Regions from separate parts of the Homo sapiens genome. Here region 1 is linked to region 2. A link is a contact called in ENCODE Hi-C or POLR2A ChIA-PET data. All regions are on one chromosome and are shown on one strand. Each heading gives the region's core, a stretch centred on a gene start or an enhancer-like site at or near the end of the contact. The rest is flanking DNA. Distances are from core to core; before and after follow the strand shown. Region 1 holds the start of HES4 (hes family bHLH transcription factor 4). Region 2 holds the start of LINC01342 (long intergenic non-protein coding RNA 1342).

What was found. A loop is a pair of places that touch in the nucleus more often than their neighbours do. ChIA-PET counts read pairs that join two places held with the same protein, here RNA polymerase II (POLR2A). Pooled maps may share reads with other maps.
Region 1: a pooled map shows a loop between it and region 2 (2.6-fold over the local background). The contact joins the promoter of HES4 here to the promoter of LINC01342 in region 2. A Hi-C loop is called at or near these places in 3 of 50 pooled maps. POLR2A ChIA-PET finds 5 or more read pairs at or near these places in 4 of 52 experiments (A673, GM12878, HepG2 and 1 more).

The regions. Positions count from the first base shown.
Region 1 is chr1:998,821-1,001,573 of GRCh38, forward strand. It overlaps HES4 (hes family bHLH transcription factor 4), which reads right to left and starts at 1,277. Exons shown (of 4, transcript NM_021170.4): 1 at 1,046-1,277; 2 at 872-967; 3 at 706-793; 4 at 144-612. The coding sequence starts at 1,153. The coding sequence ends at 239. RefSeq lists silencers at 243-552, 1,103-1,242, 1,313-1,692, 1,793-1,842.
Region 2 is chr1:1,135,754-1,138,453 of GRCh38, forward strand. LINC01342 (long intergenic non-protein coding RNA 1342) reads left to right here and starts at 1,264. Exons shown (of 3, transcript NR_038869.1): 1 at 1,264-1,357. All of the region lies in intron 1 of LOC124903820 (a long non-coding RNA gene), which reads left to right. RefSeq lists a cis regulatory region at 1-181, silencers at 1,133-1,192, 1,213-1,462, 1,563-1,752, 1,813-1,892, 1,963-2,062 and an enhancer at 2,594-2,700.

The sequences.
Region 1 (2,753 bases), core at 27-2,526, 140 kb before region 2:
CCCCCGGGCCCGCCCGACGCCCCCAGCCACCTGCAGACCGCGGCCCTGGGAGGAGGGCGGGACCCCGGCGCGGCGTGGCTGCGGGGCGCTCCCAAAGTCAACTCTTCACCAAGACAAAGAAAGAAAACTCGTGACGCAGACTCTGGAATAATAAATACGTTTTCTCTGCTACAGTCTCGGCAAAGGCCACGGCCCTAGAACGGGGCGCCGCCTCCGATGCAGTCTCAGGGCCACAGCCTCAGCGCAGCCACGGCCTCCAGGGCCCACCCGGGCCCTGCGGCCCCGCCCTGGGGGCGGCGGGCAGCGCCCGGGTCAGACCCGGCAGCAGCGGCGGCGCGAGCAGAGGGAAGGGGCCGCCGAGCGATGGCAGCAGCGGGCGGCCCGCGTAGACCTCGGGCGCTGGGGCCTCTGCGGGGGCAGCCGGGGACAGCGAGGCCGGGCGGCGGGAGGGTCCCAGCTGGCGCAGGCAGGCTGCCAGGTGGCCCAGCAGGCGGGAGCGCACGTCGGCCGGGACGCCCTCGCAGCCGGCCAGGAAGCGGTTCACCTCCGCCAGACACTCGTGGAAGCCGGCGCGGTACTTGCCCAGAACGGCGGGGTCGGCGCTGAGCGCGGCTGCGGGAGCGACACAGGAGGAGAGGTCGGTGCCGGGTCCCGGGGGTCCCGCGCCCTCCCCCCGCCTCCAAGCCGCCGCCGCCCGCGCCTCACCCGTCACCTGCACGCGACGCAGGCTCCGCAGGTGTCTCACGGTCATCTCCAGGATGTCCGCCTTCTCCAGCTTCGAGTGGCGGGAGCTCTGGGGGCGGGGATAGGCGGGAGGTCCAGGTCAGCTGCGACCCAGACTCCGGGTCTCGGGCCTTCGCCCCCGACTTACCTCTTTTCTGAGGGCGTCCAGGATGAGGGTTTTGAGCTGAGCGAGGCTCTCGTTAATACGCGCTCGGCGCCGCTTCTCCATGACCGGCTTGGAGGACTGCGGGTCGGGCACCGGCTGAGTCCCGCGTCCCTCCCGCCCCCCGGTCGCCCCCCTCACGCCCGGCCGGGACCCCACCTTGCGGTGCTCGGCCGCGCTCCGGGGCTTGTCTGGGGTCCGGCTGGCGCTGGCCGGCGCTCCTGCCATCGGCGAGGCGCTCGGTTTCCCCGGCGTGTCTGCGGCCATGGTGCGCCCCGCGCCTCCCCGTGCCGGGTGGAGCGCGCCGCCACGGACCACGGGCGGGCTGGCGGGCGAGCGGCGAGCGCGCGGCGATCCGAGCCCCTAGGGCGGATCCCGGCTCCAGGCCCGCGCGCGCCTCAGGCCGTTTCCCTATTTAAGGCCTCGCCGCCGCGGGGTGTGTGAACCCGGCTCCGCATTCTTTCCCACACTCGCCCCAGCCAATCGACGGCCGCGCTCCTCCCCCGCTCGCTGTCAGTCACGCCTCGGCTCCGGGCGCGGCCTCCGCGGGCGACAATGGCATGCGGGGCCCCCGCCCGCGCCCCCCTCCGACACCGCTGGGGACAGGGCCGGGTGATCCCGCGCTCCCCGATGCAGCCGGGGCCGAGCAACGCGCCGGGAGGGGCCGCTGGGGGCGAACGGGGCCCGGGACCCCCGGGGCTGGGCGGAGTCTCGGGGCTCACTCTCCCGCCCAGGGGGCCGGGAGCCGGGGCTGGACGGAGCTGGGGCTGTGGCCGCGCGGGAAGTCGGGAAGGAAATTCCCCCAGTGGCGCAGGGTCCGGCGGCGCCGAGGGGTGGGCGAGCCTCGGTCTCGAGCCTCTTGGCTTCCTCCGCCCGTCCCCACTCCGGTCCCGGTTTGGGCCCTGCTCGGTCTCCGAGTTTGATCCGACACCGGCTCGGCCTCCGGGGGTCCCACCCTCAGGTGTGCGGCCTGGAGCACGGAGGGCTGCAGAAAGCCTTGGGAGCGACAGAGCCGGGGGAAGGTCGGCGGCCGGGTCGGCAGGCGGGAGGGCGGAGTCAGCGGACGGCGAAGGGGCGCACGGGTGGCCCCGCAGAGCAGGGCCGGTGATGGCGCGGGCCGGGCCGGACCACGAGGAGCAGAACGTGCGCGTGACGCGAGCGGGCTGGTGACGTCACCAGGCACCCGGGGCGATGACGCAAGCCTGCTGGGATGACGTCATGTGGCCCGTGTCGCCACGTGCTTCCAGGTGACCCGCTGGCGAACTCAGCAGCAGCAAAGTGGGGCTCACAGAAAAATGAGGGGCCACTGTTAATATAACTGCAAAGGGGCAGGTTGCGTAAAACAGGGCTGTGGTTATTTTCGTGTTTGCTGTTTTTATTTCGAATGCCGCTGCGGGGCACGTTGGTCCTTTCCGCACTCGGGGTCCCCGGCGGCCTCACGCGTCCGTGCAGCGGAGGCTTCCTGAGCCCCCTGGAGAGCCTGGCCTGGGCCCGGGTGTGGAGACCCTCCCGGGCTTTCAATCCGGGCAGGAGGCAGATGGCAGACTCAGCAGTCACGTAAGAGAACCGAATTAGGTGGGTGGCCTGGGTGGACAAAAGCCTTCTTGACGCCGGGTGGTCCCAAAGGCTTCTGCGGGGTGGGGGGTCCTCAGGGGGGAAGCCTCAAGGGAGGGCGTGGCATTCCCAGGGTGCGAAGGGGGCGCAGGGACGAGGGAGGTGGGGAGGGGGAGCTGGGCCAGCGAGAACCGGGAGCTTCTGGTCGGGGAGGGAGTCGGGGAACTTTTTGGGGAGCTTTTCTGAGCCAGGGAGTCGGCTGATTGGCAGGTTCGCCCCTGCCCGGGCACCTGGACCCAGGGTTTCTGTGCGG
Region 2 (2,700 bases), core at 14-2,513:
TCTTGTGCCAACCTCCTATCTCATCCTGTAACTAAGGATGCCTGACCTCATGGGAACGTGGCCCAGCCGGGCTCAGCCTCATTTTACCCAGGCCCTGTGCAAGATGGAGTTGCTCTGGTTCAAAGGTCTCTGACATAAAGACCTCAACCAGGCTGGTCTCACGCTGCCAGGACAGCTGGTGAGTGCAGGTGGGCAGGGGCCACTGCCCCAGCTCCCGTGGGCAAGGCTGAGGGTGAGGGGTTCCGGAGCGTTCCACATTCTCCTTGCAATGCTGGAAGCACGGGTGTCTCCCATCCCGACACGCCTCATTCTGTCTGCAGCTCACAGGGCCCGGCTTCTGCAGCTCACAGGGTCCGGCTTCTGGAAATTCTGCTTTTGCATTTTGTACTCTGTCCAGGGGCCAAAACCCAGGTCTGGAATTGGTGTGGTCCCTGGTGGCACAAACCAGTCCTGGCTAAGAGGCCGGCCCCTCTCACTCCACTGAAGAGACAGGGGGCTGCATGCTGAGAGGGCCAAGGCCAAAAGGAGCCTGCTGCTGTTCACAGCCCCCTGTGTGCCTGGGGCCCACTGTTCACAGCCCTCTGGGTGCCTGGGGGCTGGGCTGGGGGCTACTGCAACCCTTGGCCTATGGTGTGGTCGAGGGAAGGGGAAGGGACAGGGCTTTGAGAAACACGGTGATGGGGGTGAGGGTGGGGACTGGGGACGGTGGGCGTGGAGGTGGAGGCCCTGTGGGTGCTGGGCAGGGCAGAGGAGCTAGGCCAGATGCTGTGTTTGTGTGGGGTGCTGAGTGGCCAGCCTAAAACCTTCTGAGAAAGTAGGATCCAGCACAGGGAGCTTCAGCTTCTCTGATGGGAGGCAGGAGGGGGTCAGGTGGGAGCTGCAGGGCGTGTCGAGCCGGCCCTGCCCTGGGTCCCTGCGGGCCGCCTGGCACACAGGAGGGCGGTTCCTTTCCTGTTGGACCCGGTCTCACTTCATTTGCCCACGTTAATTGGGGCGCAGGTGCAGCTCTCGGGCAAACAAAGGTGCGGTCGCCAGGTGGACTTAACCCTTTCCCTGGCACTGGCGGGGCCTGGGGGGAGGCAGCAGGAGGGGCGGCCGGGTGGTCAGTTTGAGGACCTGGCCCCACGTGCCTTTGTGGGATGGTGGGGACCCCACACCCCCGCTGGCTGGGCTGGGATGGTCGGGCCCTGGGCGGGGCAGGGGCTGCACCTGGGCCTCTGGGCCACCTGCCTGGCTCGGTCGCGCCCCTTCTTTGGTTTCCAGCTAACGACGCGGCGCCCACCGAGAGCTGGGGGAGCCCAGGGCGGGGAGGGCGCGGCCGGAGCGAGCGCCGCCCGGGAAACCCGAGCCCCGCCAGGTGCGCGGGGACAAAGGCGGTGCCGGGAGGGCGGGTCCTGGGGGTCCCCCTGCCCCCTCTGCGGTGCGTTGGGAGCTCCCGTCCTCCTGCGCACACTCAGGGAAAGACCGGAGGAACCGTGGCGGGGGTCGAGGCCGGCGTGGGGTGGGGGCGCCAGGGGGGCGGGCGGGGCCCAGAGCCCGGGACACGCGACGAGGGGCCGGACCCCGAGGATGCGAGGATGCGGGGACCCTGCCCCCGCTGGGCCGGGTTTTGGGGGCCCGGGACACTCAGCCCCGCCCCCCGCAGGCTCTCTGTGGCCCTGGGGTGGGAGGGCTGCGGTCGAGAACCCCCCACGCGGCCCCTCCCCGGAACCCGCAGGCTGTGCACCCTCTGGACTGAAGTCACCCGTCAGTCCCGGCTGGGGGTTTCCGGGAACAGGGCAGGTGCTTTAAAGCAGGGGTGGCCGATCTTTTGGCTTCCCTGGGCCACATTGGAAGAATTGTCTTGGGCCACACATAAAATACACTAACGATAGCTGATGAGCGAAAAAAAAATTGCCAAAAAAATCCCATTATGTTTTATGTTTTAAGAAGGTTTACAAATTTGTGTCGGACCCCATTCACAGCAGCCTGCTGCCATTGGACAGCTTTAAAGCCTGGAGGGCTTGCGACTGGGCGTGTACCCTCCCCGCCTCCCTCCCCCTCTCCCTCCCAGCCCAGCCCTTGGCTGGGTCCTGGGGCGGGGCCCGGGGTCCTCTGTCCAGGAGGTCTGGTTCCCCCAGCAGTGAGTGGGGTGGGCCCTGCAGGGGGTCTTGGCCATTGCAGTGGGGACCCCTGAGCCTGCCAGCAGGAGTGAGGACTCTCAGAGGAAGGGGTTCCCTAAGGGATTCGCACCCCTCCTCTCCCACCAGGCACATGCTCAGGTGTGGCCCAGCCTCTGGGTTCAGGCTCACGTCCTGTGTGGCCTGGAGGGAGTTCACGCCTCAGGGGTGTCTTCCCATCCCAGGAGCCCATGGAGGCCTTCAGGACAGGGCTGTGCGAGAGGAGGTCGTGCCCACGAGTTCCTGCCCGGTGGGAATGAGCAGGGGGCGGGCGGGGGGTCTCAGGGCGAGATCTCCGCTCACCGCAACCTCCGCCTCCCAGGTTCAAGCCACTGTGCCCGGCCTGGGGATTCATTTTAGAAAAGACAAAATGCTGGCTGGGTGCGGTGGCTCACGTCTGTCATCCCAGCACTTTGGGAGGCCGAGGCAGGTGGATCACCTGAGGTCAGGAGTTCAAAACCAGCCTGGCCAACATGGTGAAACCCCATCTCTACTAAAAATACAAAAATTAGCCGGGTGTGGTGGCACATGCCTGTAATCC